2 separate regions of the Mus musculus genome follow, and region 1 is linked to region 2. The links are chromatin loops, found by intact Hi-C in ENCODE. Cell type or tissue: heart. All regions are shown on one strand.

Region 1 (8,000 bases), 370 kb before region 2:
TCATTTGCATGCTCTAGTTCATGAAAATAGGAAAAAAAAAAAAAACCAAAAACATTAAATTGTGGTTTCAAGAAACTTTTCCTCATAAGAGAACAAGAAAGTCACATTAGATAATTTTTAAAGCCATTATGAACTTGAATTCTAACTTAAAGATACAAGGTAAAGCAATTGATTTATATGTTCTAATCACTTGTTATCTTAATTAAACAAACTAGTCAACATAAAATCATTCAAATGTTAACCTATCACTTATACCATTTGACTATGGCTATATGAAATACAAGAAGCTAAAGCCACCAAAACTTGAGAAACTCATAAGTTACCCCAAATTATGATATTCTATATGCAAATATTTATTCCTTTTCTAGTTTAAAAGACTTAAAAGAATTGTTAAAGTTTCATAATGTTGATAGGGACCTCCAAGAATTCTTATTTTAAAAACATATTTCTCCCTCCTTTTTCTTTTTTGTTGTTTTTTAAAATGTCTATTAACATAGCCCTGGTTTTCCTCATGCACACGTGCACAAATAACAAACATGCATATGTGCAATGTGCAGGTATCCCACACCGCACCCCTCAAAATCTACATCACTTCTTCACAGATAATAAACTCTGATAGAATAATCAAAGTTACATAATCTGTACCGGTATCATAATTTTACCCATTAGTGATGTCAGTACAGCTCCAGTACAGGAGGCAATCATTTGCTGAAGAGGAGTCACTGGGATTGTTGGTGGCGGCCCTTCAGTTTCAGGCTCCATACTTTTTAACTGGTTGAAAAAAAATCCATTAAAGCAAAAATTAAGATAACATATGCGTGTGTGTATATATACACATATATATATGTATACATATAATACATCTATGCATATATGTAATAAAGTTGAATGACAAATGCCTTCAAAATTACCTGTTAAGTTATAAGAACAATAATCAGGAGTGCTTGCCTAACATGCCCAACATTTGGGTTTGATCCTCAGCACTAAACAAACAAAATAGAACAGAATAAAATTATATCAAAACACAGGTTTTTATCACTGCCAAAAGTAAGTTATAAATGGAAGCCAGTGTGCAATTGGCACTAGTAGCATATAGCCTCTGATAAGAATGTGCTTGGTTAAGCTGTACGAGTAACATCATGTCTACAGGACAGGTAACCAACAGGTACAGAAACATCCTCTGACCGAGAGCCAGAACAAAAGCAGCTAAGTGATACTTGCAGATAAACATTGCTTAGATATCTTCTCTACTCTGGAACAGACTACCATTAAATATAGCACAATTTTTATTGCATGCCAATAATTGTTGCATAGTTATATAATAAAAGCACACAACCTTAATCAGTATCTTTACAAAACTTAATGAGACAGGCAATATTATTACTTTTGGAAGTCATATATACATATACAAACACATAGATATTGATATATGTACATATGCTGTTTTATAAAAACAGTAAATACTATCTATGTTTAGTACTCTGCTATACATGTAAACAAACACTGTGATAAATGTTTATGTCATTTTTAGCACTTGCAGAATAGTATATAATTATGCTTAAGCAATCTCTTATACTTAGGTTTTCAAATTCTCAGTGGGAAACCATGATGATATAATATCCAATTCATGTATCTTTTTGTAGTCTTCCTACACTTACCTAAGTGTAAACTAAGGCTATACTATTAAAAATACAGAGAAGGGTGTGGTGACACCTTCCTCTAACCCCAGCACCTGGGAAGCAGAGACAGGAGAATCTCTTTGAGTTTAGGGCCAGCCTGGTCTACATTTTGACTTCCAAGACAGCCAGAAAACCCAGGGAGACCCAGTCTCAAAGAATTCAAAACCAAGCAAGCGTTAAACAAACAAAACCCCCTTACTACAAAGCCTGCTGTGGGGGTGAGCACCTGCAATCAGGAGCAGATAAGGAAGGGTGGAAGGTCCAAACCAGTCTGAACTTCACAGCAAGACTCTGTCTCTCACAAACACATTTTGATACAAACTTCCTTTCTAGACCGACAGACTAATGTACACTTTCACTGGCAGCATGTCACTCTGATGTTCACAAACTCTCTTTAACCTTACGGTCTTGTCCCCTCCCTGTGCTCTGCTTCCTGGACGTCATGAGCTGTACCCTCTGCTCCCTTAAATGCTTCTACCACAACGTTACATACGCATTAACAGTTGGCAGCTAAGTCTAAAATTATTATTACAGGCCTCAAATGAGCAGTAGATAAACACTGGGTCTAAGTTAGGCTTACTATGAATAGGAAAGAAAGAAAACACCTTTTGGCAAGAAAGGCTTAAATGGAAGAAGTAAAACAGGAGAGCGTTATTAGAAAAGTATTCGTCATCTAAATGCAAGAATATAAAATGTGCATTTGGTTATGTTTGACATGATGTGAGAAAGCTAATGAGGCCTCCTTTGATAATCACAAAAATGGTGAGGCAGACTGCACAGATAGTAACTTCATTATCAGACAAGGAAATTACAGAGCAAAGGGGAATACAACTCAGTGTAAAGCACAAAGTACCTGGTTCAGTGTCTAGAATACACACGTGTACACATGCACACAAACACAAAAACACACACTCTTAGAACTTGTCCAAGGGTCATAAAATTGCTTTAAGGCTAGGCCAGTACTAACTGAATTAAGTTCTCTTGACTCAGCCAAATAAATGTTCACTTAGTTCCAGGGATGTCCAAACTTTTGACACCATTACATCATGTTGCCGTCTACAAATGTGCTGGGCATTCATAGCTATCCTAGGATGCATTTAGTTTATGGACCACAAGTTGACTTCGAGCTTTCATCCAAGAACTTGGGAGGCAGAGGTAGGCAGATCTCTGAGTTTGAGGCCAGCCTGGTCTACATAATGACATGTAGACCATGACAGCCAGAGCTATATACTGAGACTATGTCTCAAAAAATAAAATAAAACAAAAACAAGTTGGATGCACAAAATTCTGCTCAATGCTTTCTAGTTTTTAACAGAGTGACTTAATACAGTTTCTTACTATAACTCTGGACCAATTCATTTATTCTTGTATGTAAAGCCTTCTTTACATCTTAAGGAATCTATTAAAGTCTATTTTCAAGATCTTTAGGGTGGGCATGGTCATCATTCCTGAAATTTCAGCACTTGGGAGGCTGATGCAAGAGGATCTCTACTGAATTCAAAGCCAGCCTAGGCTAGACAGTAAGCCCCAGGCTAGGTTGGACTACAAGGGAGACTGTCTCAAAACAAGAAACAAGAACATAAACCACATTCATTTAGTCCTGATTACTGACAGGATGTGTAGAGACTTCTGTCTTCATACAACCAAACTCTTCTTCCTGTGGCTGCTGTAAAACTTGGGTTCCATGGGGTACTAGGAGTTGACTAAAAACAAAAAAACAAAAAAACACTAGTACCTAGGTGGTGAGTAGATGTTTTGCTTATTCATAGTTTGGAATTATACCTTACATGACACATAATGAGTCTAACATGGTTCCAACTCTTTGATTGTCTTATCTCAGAAGAAATATAAATCACCTTTCACAAGAGCATAAAACAACTTCCAGTTTTATTTTCCAAAGAAACATGATTACATCTTTTCCAAATTCTGAAAACATCAAAGAGAGAGAGAGAGAGAAGAGAGAGGAAGAAAGAAATTAAGAAAAAGAAAACAACCCCCTTTCCCTTCGGCCACCTCTTCCTCTCCATCATTTCTTTCTTCAGTGTGCTCCACCATAGAGGTCAGGTCCACAGGTTATCTATTACTTAGCTAGATTACCACTCAAATTGTAATTACCTCTATTATCATTCTAACTACTCTTAAGGAAGTGGGTGGCACCTCCCAAGCCACCACAGATGCCTATAGTTCAGGTTTTAACCGGTTTGAACTCGGTTGGGGACGAAGCTGAGTCAAGTCATCAACATGACAGTAATTAGAATTTTTCAGTTCCAGGCTTACTGCTTCCAAGCGCATTCCCCTTAGTCCCCCTAACAGCTAAGAACCAGTACTCTCTTCACAGACTAAATCGGAGCCTCGGAATTATCCAATTCCTAGATTAGCTGGGAAGCTGGGACCACCAATTCTGTAAAAAAATTCCATTCCTCCCCACCATTATTAAGATTTGTTCCCAGTCTCTTCCAACTCAGCTTGCTCTCCCTCTCCTCACTCGCACTGCCTCATCCCCTGACTCTCCACTTCATCTCACAAGCTCTACTCCAAGGCATTCCCCCTTCCCTCGTGGCTTTAATTCTACTCTGTATTAGTGCTTCTCAAACATTTGAACCAGTTTACAAACATGGAAATTCTGTTTCCTTTCCGTAGTTTACGCTTTGAAAATTGAATCCTCTCCTCATTTTTAAAAAATGTTTGCTCCTCCTTCTCAAGGTCTGTTAAGCACATGTATATTAATTCAAATTCATCAGTACAATGTCTCAACATATTTCCCTTTCTGGCTCCCTCCTCCGGACATTTCTTGAGATTACAAATTAGCTCCGACTGTCTAAAGCAGTTTAATACAGATAGACAGTTCGATGACTGTCGCTCCAGCCTCCGTCCATAACCTGTTTAAAACAAAATCATTTCTTTTAGCAATGCTAATCCAACTTGATGTTGTCTTTGGCGAATAGTCTCACAATTCACCTGTCTGTGCCTGAATATACTTATTTGTACTGACTGTCTTGAGGGTACTCCATCAAAAATCAATACTATAAGGAGTGTCTATTATAGCCAGGAGTTAAGAAATGCAGAACAGTACAAAGCATAACGTCTGTATGGGTGAGAGCAGAAGTATACTCCAAACAAGTTTTGTGAGGCATTTTCTCATTTACAAAGCAAAATTAAAACAAATCACGTACGCCTGAATTTCGTCTTGACCATAATCCCGTATTCCCGTTTTACAGATGAAAAACCCTGAGACTTCATTTTCCACTCTTTTATTGCTACAAAAAGGACAATTATACACACAGAGAGAAAGAACAGGTCTGTACAGAACAAAGTACCCAAAGGGCTGCGAGAGTCGGATCCGGCGGGTGGACCCCGGCCCCGCCGCCACCGCGGCCACCCGGGACCTTTGCGGCCCGTCTGCAAGGTCGGCGGGAGCCCAGGGCCGGCCCCGCGTCCCACACAGGGTTAACTGGAGTACCTGGTGGCGAGGCGACTGCAAGGCCCGGGTCTCAGCCAGCCTAGCAGGTGATGTCGACCACGAGGTGAAGCCTCCGAGGCTAACCGCGTCCACCGCCCTGGCTGCCCCACACTCCAAGTATGCAGAGCGGAGCCGGAACTCGAGGAGGACGCGGGAGAGCCGGGTCTGAGGCCCCGCGGGCTGGCGCGCCGGGGGCGTGGTCAGCATCCGGGGGCGGGGCCCGCGGGGCGCGAGGCGGGGCAGGTGGAGCCTGCGCGAGGCCGGCCCCGGCGTAGGAAGGGCGGGGAGCGCGTCTGGGCGCCGCGGTCGCGTGACGCGTTTTCAAATCTTTAACCGCCGCGGCTCCCGGGTCTGAGCTACAGCCTCTTCCTGCTCCGAGCCTCCGCGCCGGAACCGGCCCTCAAGCGCGGCCCGGCGCCGAGGCCGAGGCCGGAGCCGGGGCCGGGGAGGCCCTGGGAGCTTTGTGTTCGCGGCCGTTCCATGCGGCCCCCGGTGCGGACCCAGCATGTAGGTGCCTGGTGGCTGCCATGAACCTCGAGACCATGAGGATCCACAGCAAAGCACCTCTCCCGGGTATGGAGCCCCTCCCCCGCCGCGGTCCCTTTAATCGTTTCCTGCCTGGCTGGTTCCACGGAGGGTTCTAGAGAGTCTTCCTGCGGAGGGCCTCTTGCCGCTTTTGCGTTTCTGTGGGTTCTCGGCGCCCGCGAGGCGTTCGGTGTTGGTCTCCGTGAGGGACCGACGCTGGCCGGGCCCCTCATGCTCTCCCCGCCTCGGCCGCGAGCGACCCGGCATTCCCGGGGCTGCAGGCTTCAGACAATGCGCGGGTCCCCGACGGCCCCACGGAGGAGGCGCCCACGCCCATTTGTGACTGTTCCCGTCACTCGTGAGGGAGACGGAGAGGTGTATGTGTGTGTGTTTCAACCTCATAGACAAAAGCAGATTTCAATCTCAATGTTTAATATAAAAAATTTTCATTATAGGGAAAATTCCTAAGAGGTGCATGTGTGTCTAGTAACTAAGTACTAAAGTGCAGGTTGTCTTCGAAAGTTTAAAGAAGATGTTTGATTCTCATCTGCTTTTAAAATAAAAGATGGATGGCATAGTCCTTAGTGGGCTTAGGTTCTTAATATGTAAACAAAGTGCATGAACTCCCTCGTCTAGTTCTTTTAAGTACTAGACAAACTATGAAACCAAAATGCCAGCATTTAGTAACCCCTAAGAATTAGGTTGTTTATTCTAGATGAGTGTGTGTGGCTACCTAGGTAAATAAGCTTTAAATATTTGAAACACCTGTGTTGGGTTTTCACCGACCTGTTAATTACCCACATGACGTTTACACCATGAGAAGGTAAGTTTTCCAGAACAGCTCTATAGAATTCCTGCTTCATACACGGAACAGGAGTAAATAATAACTATTTTCTGCTGATTCAGCTCTTGTTCTCCAGTATAGAGTTTTGTGGAAACCATACAGGACAGTTTGCCTTCATCCTAAGTGGTAATATTAGGGAAAACATTTAGATTCTAATGACTTAATTTGTTATGACTAGTAATGTTTCCTTTCTGCAATAAAGCTGTTGAACATTTTTTGTAAAATAAATTAAAAATTTGTCTGCATAAAATGTTGCCTGATTCTTTTGTAATCACAGGTGGCATCCAAGACAGAAATGAAAAGAATCGACCATCCTTGAAATCCCTGAAGGCTGATAATAGACTGGAAAAATCCAAATATAAGCCCCTTTGGGGAAAAATATTTTACCTTGACTTGCCTTCTATCACCATATGTGAGAAACTACAAAAAGATATAAAGGAACTCGGAGGGGTAAGTGAGAACCGCACACCCACCAGAAGTTGAGAAAAGTAATACTTGGCGTTCTGTAATATAAATTACCAGGGCATTTCATTTTGGAAATTACAGCCATTTAGCAGTAGCAGCTTTGATGAGCTATTGGTTATTAGTGAATCACTTGGGAACTGGGAGTGTAACCCAGTGGTCTAGCACCTGCTGACATGTGAAAGACTTTCTGTGTTCAAGTCCCAACATCAGAAGATAAAGGCTTTTTTTTAAAGCCTTTTGTAGCCTGATAAAATGTCAAGTTTCTGTGATTGGTGGTTTGGTATAAAGAAATGAGGTTCCTATGTCCTAGTAAACCTGCCCTTTCTTTCAAAATACCAGGAGCCATTTGACTGATGACTGAGGGGAGCTGTTATGTGTTAAAATAATTCTTTAGTTTTATACATATACGTGTATGTATGTGTATGTGTATATATATATATATATATATATATATATACTTATACATGTATGTATGTGTGTGTGTATATATACACACACACGTATATGTATAATTATTATATATGTGGCATACAATTTACTAGTGTACACTTGTGTGTATATGTATACTTACGTGCCAGGAGAGAAGTACTCAGTGAGCAGGCACCTGTCATGGAGGGAACAATTTTTGAGACAGGGTTTCTCTGTTTAGCCCTGGCTGTCCTGGAACTCACTTGGTAGACCAGGCTGGCCTTGAACTCCGAAATCCACCCGCCTCTGCCTCCTGAGTGCTGGGATTAAAGGTGTGCGCCAACATACCCCACAGAGTAGTAGTAAAGTGCCTTCCCTGTTGTATCCATTTTTTTATGATTAGAAAACTTTGGCAAAACTCTAAGATTTCTTAGGTGTATTGTTAATGTTACCTAAAATCTAGCAAATGTGGTTATTATGATTTTTACTGTTTTCAGAGGTTTCTGCTGGACTGAAAGTTAGCAGTTTTGAACATTTTGTTCCCAGACTGAAAATTCACAAGAATACTTCACGAGTTTCTTAGAGTTTCTCATTAATGTGATATTTTCCTTGCCTGCCC
Region 2 (8,000 bases):
ACGAGATCTGACTCCCTCTTCTGGAGTGTCTGAAGACAGCTACAGTGTACTTACATATAATAAATAAATAAATAAATTTTTAAAAAAGACTATTTTGGGGTTTTATTGATATTTAAAAGTTGTATATAGTTTCAAAATTATCCATGTGGTGTTTTCCCAGTACGCTGGTTCTCTACACTCTACCACAATATCTCAGCCATCTTTTCTTCCAGAGAAACAATGATTCAGGCCTAGCAAGGAAGGATGCCCCTCCCTGGTTCCGTCAAGCTTCTTGTCGAGGAACCACCAAAATCAAGGAAAGGAAAATATGAATTTCCATTTTGGAGACTGGAACTCCTCCCATTGAGTCCCCCTCTAGTGATGACTGGTTCTGATCTGTAGTATCCCACTTGCACCCTTCCACTTTCAAGTCTGTGGCCGATGATTTGGAATCTCTGTTTAAAAGATTGGCGGCTGTACAGCTTCTGTACATGGGAACAAGAGAAAGCCAGTGTTTTAAAGGTGGCCATCTAGAGAACACAGCACCTCCAACAGCTGAAAGTGCCACTGAAAATCCTAAGGTCTGAGTTCTAAGCATTTTAACTTATAGCTTACTATGACGTTGAGGTGTCCATTTGATGTTCTGCTTTTACTAACAAATGCGAAGAAGTTAGAAGGGGGCACAATTGAGCTAAGACACTATTATTTGTCCCAGACACTTCTCTTGGTCAAGATTAGATTTGAACAAAACAAAACAAAACAACTAACCAAACAAAACCAGAGTACGTGGGATAATGAGCCCCAGCCAGAATTCAGCATCTTTGCAACGTTTATTTCCCTACTTGCTTCCTGGAGCACAGTTTGGAGAAGTCAGGACGGTAGGCTATGTGACAAACAGTGGGGCTGCACATACAGCCTGCAATGAATGGAGGACGGAGCAGAAGGCTGGCATGGAGTGAAAGCAGGAAGCTTTCCTCAGCATGAACACATCTTCTCAGGTGACAGAAAGAATGACCTTGGCAGTGTCATGGCCTGCAAGTGTTTGTATTACCAGGGAGTAAGCCCAGAGCCCAGAGATCAGACAGCAAGACTGGCCACTCTCTCAGTGCCACCAGAGTTAGGATAGAACAAGCACTTGGTAGAATCAGTGGTACCTGTTAGCACTTAGCATTAACGATACCTGACCCAGTGGATTCCATTTCAGCACCCTAACTTGTCCTCTGAGTGGGAGGCCACCCAAATGGTCTCACTGGTTCCAATGGTCCTGGAATACAAGGAACCCAAATCCAAGAAGTCCACTAACCTCTCTGGTAAACTGAAATGGCTTGTTAGGAACTCTGCTCAATTAACTTTTTAAAAATAATAGCTTGGTGGATGAGAAGAGTTTGATTTCTTTAAAGGAACAATCGCAGTTCACAGCTGAAGTACAGAGAACAAGAGTATTGTTAGACAGATCCTAAGACCACGAACTTACGCTTGTATCCTCCCGCAATGCCAGACTGTGTTAGGCATCTCTGCAATTCGTCAGCATCAATTTGTCCGTCCTTTAAAAAAATACAAACAAAAACCAGGAAAGGAAATCAGGGTGGTGACTTGCACTTTCAAGCCATTAAGCAGCATTTAACAAGAGAAAATAATTATATGTAGCATTTCTTTAAAGGAATGCCTTTCAAAATTCTTCTTATTCTAATTCCAAAAATAATTCAATGGTGAGAGAATAACTGTCATGACAACAGTCTGCATTCAGTTTGAGCCAAGGAACTATCAAAATCAATCATTTTAAAATTAGTTAACAGAATTGTTTAAAAACATATCCCTCCAACCCTTTTTTTTGAAAGAGGGGGGAAGTAGGGTATATCACAGAGTTGTAGGCATCAGTAAATACAAGGCCTGGTCCAAGGAGAAAGAGGCTCTTGGACCAGTTTGACTCAGCAAACAGGGTCTTCCAAGCACAATTATATAGAAAAGATACAGGGTACCAATACCTACTTACTGGTTGACTGAGGTCAGAATAAGACACATGACATTTTTATGGATTTTAAATAAAATATATAAATCCAAGTTGGTGAGACTCATTAAGTTATAATTAGGAACAAGATCAATAATTTGCAAGAAGATGAATGTGTGGACTAGAGGCCAGCACTGCTGAAAGTCAAGCAGGTGGAGTCACTTACATGCTGAAGACACTGGCAATCTAAGAATGCTTGTCTTGAGGTGTGCTATGTCTTGTGGTTTCAAAAACACGGATCGATAACATATTAAGTAGACACTCGAGAGGAAAGTCTCCCAGTCTTCGACTCAATTTTCCATTCAAATTCTCCGAGCTCTGTTTCTTAGAGTACCACTTCTTCCAAGGTGGCCGTAGAAGTTTGCTTAGCATATTCTAGAGCATATCTGTTTGTTTGTTTGTTTGTTTGTTTGCTTGTTTTTTCAAATCATCATTTCCTTCTTTTGGGCTCTTGTTTAAAACAAGTCTAAGGTGACTAAGAAGGGAGGTCCCCTCTGGACACATCTGGATTATGTCCACAGAACACTTACAAACACACAGTGACCTTGCAACCTAGGAACATGTCCTTCCCCACAATAGCCATAGGCATCGGTCATAACTCTCGGAGGGAGGAAGTAGGTCTTAGGACTTGGGACTAGCTGACCTGCATTCCCTCCGTGGGTCATCTGGCCACATCACCTAATAAGGACATGGAGCGCTAGCTCCAGAGAGCACCTGCCCCTGGGTGGAGGCTACCTTCCGAATACTGATAGCAACTCTTGTGCTTGGAAGCCGATGCTTCTTTACAGCTCTTCTCTACTTCCTTTGTGGGTAAATGATTAATTATCGAATTCAACTGAAAGTAGCTAACTATCATAATTGGGCCATAAAATAATTAATTACTAATATTTGTCTTTAGGTTAGGCAAGCAGAGGTTTTATGTTCAGATCTTGAATTTCTTCTCTGTAAGCAGCCCTTGTTCTATCCTGACAATACAAGTGAGGAGGTATACACTTTGTAGATCTTCAAAGTATATTTATATTCCCCCTTTGGGTCAGTCTAATCCCAGTCCAATCACAAGCTTTGAACTGATCTATTATTGATACAGGCAATACTCTGTCCAAATTTGTCCAGATCTAAAATAAAGACTGTTTTAGTCTTCCTTTCCTTTTACCTTCTTTCAGGCAAAGGGACTCATTTCCAGAGCAAAGACTGTTTTTGTGCCACTGCACTAAATGCTAACACAAACAGAACATAACAATTCTTCAGTATTGAAGGAAAGGCTAACCTGTCCAGCCACAGCAGCAAAGTAACCATATAGCGGATCCTGAGTTTGTCCAGGGAACGCAGGCCCTCCGGGAGCCCCACCATACTGTGAAAAAGAAAAGAAAAAAAAAAAAGGTAAAGGCATCAGAGAGAATTGAATTTATCTTAACCATCCAAGGCTTTTGTACAATTGACGCCTGTGCGACCTTCACAGTCTCTATCTTCCCCACCACCTTGACTCAGCTCAGTGACCCACCAGGCTTGTCCACTCCTGCTCCTGACATCTAAAAGCTGGAGACTTGGTCCAAAACAAGTTTCATGAGAGTGATGGCCACTAAACGCAGACCCACTTTAAAAATCCCTATTAACCAGCTTACAGAGGTCAGTGCACCGGAAGCAACCTGGTGGCTAGGCTTAGGACTGTTTTCCTGTTGGTTTTTACAGCCTTTGCGGTGTTTTTGAAGTACTTGAAGTACTAAGTAAGGCTGGAGTTAGTACAGGGCTGACAGGTGTGGCTTGGGAAGAACAGGGATGGCCGGCCCGGTTATATCTAAAATGAGGGTCCCTCTGTCTCTGACAGTACACCTCCCACATCTGCCTAAGTGGTCTTCCTCTAGGACTTCAGCTCATTTCTCCAGACTTTCTGGTCTCCCTGTCACTTTCTTTTCAAGGGAGTGACCACAGAACCATTCTAGATCAAGATGGCTGTTGTTGCTTTGGGGACATTCCGAGAGAGCAGGAAGTCAACACCAACTTGCACTATCTCACGCCACATATCCGAGTTACAGAATGGGCTTCCTGGGTCGCAGCCCACCCACCGGTGGGCCCTGGAAAGGCCCTTGGAAGAGATGGGGAAGAAAAATGGAGCCAAGGCTGGACATCAGGGTCCAGGCGAGCTCGCAGGGAGCATCTGGGACCGCCCGCGACGCCTCCTCCCGCTCGTCCGTGGCGCCTTCCAGTCTCGGGAGACCAGAGGCTGCTGTGCCCTCGTCCGCTGCACTTACCCCGCCTGGGTAGTACCCTCCGCCCGCGCCAGGGTGCCCGGGATACGCCATGGTGCAGACTGCGCCTCCGCCCTGCCTGTCTGCTGCTCCGCCCGTCCGGCCCAGAGCCGCCCCGGAGCGCACCACGCCGCCCCGCGGGGGCCGCCGCTCGCCGCCACCCACCCCGATCGCCCCGCGGCATCCCGAGTGCCGCCCGTTCCCTGCTGCCTCTGTGCTGTGTCAGCGCCGTCTGCGACCCACACTCGGGCGATGACCCAGGACCCCAGACGAGTTTATATCAGGACCCATTCTCCCTCTCGACCTAGTGGCACATTCCGACATCCACGCACAGCTAGGGGAGGGTTTTTTCCCCCCTTCTTCCTACTGTGCTATTTTGTAGAACATTTACTATTTACACCGGGTTGTTGGGTAGAGAGGACGGGATAAGAACGCTATGCACAACTGTAGGGAAGGGGAGAACAATTCCAGTGGGCGAAGGAGACACTTTACAAAATAGGAAAAAAAAAACTTTGAAAACCTGATGAAAACTTCTGAACCATGCAAGTGGGCTTTTAGCTTTGACTGAGGGTGGCCTGTTTCTTTGCCAACCGTTTAAGCTGAGTGTAGCTCAGGTGCGATTGCTAGGCGTGGGTGTGTGGGGTGGGGTAGAAGAGGGCAGTTTCTAGGCAGGACAGCCTCACCCAGGTCATTCATAGGAAAGTGAATTGTTTAATTTTCTGGATGATTCGAATAGAAACAACCCCAGTGGTGAAGCTTCCTGGAAAGGATGTGAAACTCACGTGGGTTGTTCAGATGTTTCACGGCTTCTTTTTTGTTTTTTGGTGCAATTGCAACAAGAGGTAATTGTTTGCTGGCTCCGGACTGTTAAGGACTGAACAGTGTTGGTTGGTCGATGTTTTGTTTGTTTGCTTTTGACTGTTTGCTCTTACTCTTTCCTTTTGAGATCCAGGTTCTCAGGGTAGCCTCTCATGGCCTCAGCCCCAGATGAGAGTCACCAACGGTTGCCTGCTTTATTGTTATTATTATTATTGTTGTTGTTGTTATTATTAATTTATTTTTATTTTTAATGACGAAACAAAAATATACCTAAAAGCGAAGCTTCTGGAAAAACCATTTGTTCATCCCTGTCTTGTATCGCTCCTCAAACTTGACCTTGGCCTCCCGCCTGACCTTGCGTTTGTTTCAAAGCTGGGTCCCTGAACACATCCTTGTTGACAACAGTCTTGTTCAAGGGGATATCCACAGAGTACCTTGTGGGCATGAGGTGGTTGTAGTTATAAACTTTCACAAAGGACTTGATCTTGGATCGCTTGGCGATTTTCTTCTTGCCCATGGCAGCTGTCACTTTTTGGGGATAGCGGTCAATTCCAGCCACCAGGGCATGGCTGTAAGGGCGGTCCAAGAAGCCATGGTCAATGTTCTTCACGATGACGGCTTTGCGACCGGAGTAGCATCCGGCCAGGACCAGCAACACTTTCCCGGGTTTCATGAACTTGCCCATCTTGACAGCAGGCAGCGGTACCCAGCAGAAAGGAAAGGAGGGCACTTCCGCTCTTGGTTTTGTTTTTAACATTTTGAGAAACACTTTAATGAACAAGACTGACCATAGTGTGTGACCAAGTTCTCTTTGGATACATAAGCTCCAAAACAGAAAGTTCTAAATAGCGAGAAACAATTCCAATAGTCCTTGTGATCACGTAGCAAAGGTGTAGCCTGTTTTACGTCTGCTTCTGGAGATAAAATTACTGTTCTCAAATACCATGGTCTTTGATTAGGCATTCTGAGGTTTTGTCCTGTAGTTTGGAACTTTAATCGGCTAGGTGAACAGGGCTCAACTCACACTTGAATTTAAGCTCTTTCAGGACTCGAGTTTGAAAATATCACAAAAAATATGTGTCACCAATAAAGCATTTGTGACTAATGCAGGCTTCATTTTATGGATAAGCGACTACATTAATTGTCACATTAGGAGACATTAGACTCTGGTTACTCCTCCCTTAAGAAGTGAATTTTAATGGAGGGCTGTAAATGAAATCCTTACAGCGATTGCCAACAAATTAATGATGAAAACAAAGATAAATTACACACACACACACAGTAATTAATGAGTGTCAGACCTTCATAAACTTTGCCTATTTGTGTAGTCCTCACAAAGACCTGTGAGATAGGCGCTTTTGTTATGCAGTTTTATGCAGTTGAGAAACGAGAGCTGAGACAAGACAAAGAAAGGAGGATATGAATTCAGAGCTGGGCTATGGTGCTAGGTACTCTAGCTCCGCCCCCGGGGTGGGGGTGGAGGTGGGGATGGGGGAGAAAATGTCCAGATAGTAAATATTTTCCATCACATGCTCCCTATAGCAACTTCTTGGCTCTCATAGCCTGGTGGTGTCTAAGGATAGAACACAGGTCAACAGTGTGACTGTGATCTAGAGCAACTTCATTCACTGAACTTCATATCGTTGTTGAATGTCAGAATAACTCTATTCCTCCTATCTTTTAAAGACAGGAAGAGATGTCATTCCTAGCTCTCAGATGTTCTCCCAAAGAGGCAGGCCAGATGTGGCCCTCAGGGAGCAACTTGTGAACCACGGCCAGCTTATGACTCAGGAAGTATGGCCCTTAGCAAACAATTTTGCTGGTTTTAGGATAAAGTCTACTGTATTGGTAGATGAGTCACACCAAGGAATGGTGACTCCCCAGTGTAAGAGCCTGTGATTAAAATGGCTACGTCGGAATCTGCCCATTGGTCAGTGAGACATGTGAGAGGAACAGGGTGAGACCATGGCTTGCCTGTCTCCCACCCTGTGTACTCTCCAAGAGTGGCTTGCATATGTCGTATGACAGGCTATCCTTTCAATGTTTATGCATGCGACACAAACCCTGTTATTCACAGACTAAGATTATGGAACCTAAGCAAAGGATAAAGATTCAGTATCACCATTGCAAAGCTGAAGTGTGATCATCTTTCATGGCTTTCGTATTTATTTTCACAGAAGGCGTGGAGAGGGAATGAAATAGGCAACTTCTCACATTCTTGGCATGTGCCAAGTGTCATGCTAGACGCTTCCTTATGACACTACACTATCAGAGGAATTTGTAATTGTGTTTTAGAGATTAGGGAACTGAGTAGCAAGTAACTTTCCCAAGGTGTCCTACCAGGCTTTTACTCTCAATGTAAGTTGAAGGCCTAAGTTTTTACAATAAAAAACAGACTATAAAACACTAAGCTACACTCATGCTTTTCCCTAGGGGAGAACTTCCTGAAGCATTAGGACAATACAGAAAAAGAACCCAAGAGACAGAGAAACTTCACAAAAATCCTCATGTCTGCCTTCACAAGATCAAGTTACCTCATCCCTAAGTAGGACCTATAAAAGATGACAGCCGCCCCGACCCTCTGTCATTTTAATTTCGAATCAAATTAAAAACCTCAGTGGAATAAGATCACCTTCTTAGCCCTATATCTCCAAACTATGAGTCCAAGATACAGGCACTGCCATCCATGAGCCATCTGAAGAAACTCAGCAACAGAGCACCATGCTGTGTATTTATACAGAAGAGGGCTTTCTCATGGGAACCAGAATACTATCATTCATTCTAAAACAATGTACTAAGTTTTACACAATTTTTTTCAGGCATGTCTCCCTGACTGAAGGCTGTGGCTAAAAGAGGCTGAGGAGAGTTGTTTCAAGTTTAAACCTAGAAGAAAATCGGTTCTCTAGAGAGAACGTTCGTGATGTCTTGGCTAATCACACTGTTTTACA

What was found. Peaks named below come from ENCODE experiments on the same cell type or tissue, not always from the same donor. Only the 100,000 strongest peaks of a DNase experiment are listed, where the experiment ranks them.
Region 1: a loop joins it to region 2, with 3 times the contacts of the local background. A loop is called at or near these places in 9 of 42 quality-filtered maps.

The regions. Positions count from the first base shown.
Region 1 is chr5:8,420,179-8,428,178 of GRCm38, reverse strand. Dbf4 (DBF4 zinc finger) reads left to right here and starts at 5,463. Exons shown (of 12, transcript NM_013726.3): 1 at 5,463-5,712; 2 at 6,786-6,958. The coding sequence starts at 5,667. It overlaps Slc25a40 (solute carrier family 25, member 40), which reads right to left and starts at 5,341. Exons shown (of 12, transcript NM_178766.5): 1 at 5,140-5,341; 2 at 912-983; 3 at 663-771. The coding sequence starts at 762. In heart, a CTCF peak has its summit at 4,460; a DNase peak (open chromatin) is centred at 5,378; H3K4me3 peaks cover 3,173 bases; H3K27ac peaks cover 2,240 bases.
Region 2 is chr5:8,052,876-8,060,875 of GRCm38, reverse strand. Sri (sorcin) reads right to left here and starts at 4,334. Exons shown (of 8, transcript NM_001080974.2): 1 at 4,237-4,334; 2 at 3,255-3,338; 3 at 1,454-1,523. The coding sequence starts at 4,287. It also overlaps the pseudogene Gm15730. In heart, a CTCF peak has its summit at 4,260; DNase peaks (open chromatin) are centred at 2,605, 4,275, 4,935 and 6,855; H3K4me3 peaks cover 2,074 bases; H3K27ac peaks cover 2,854 bases.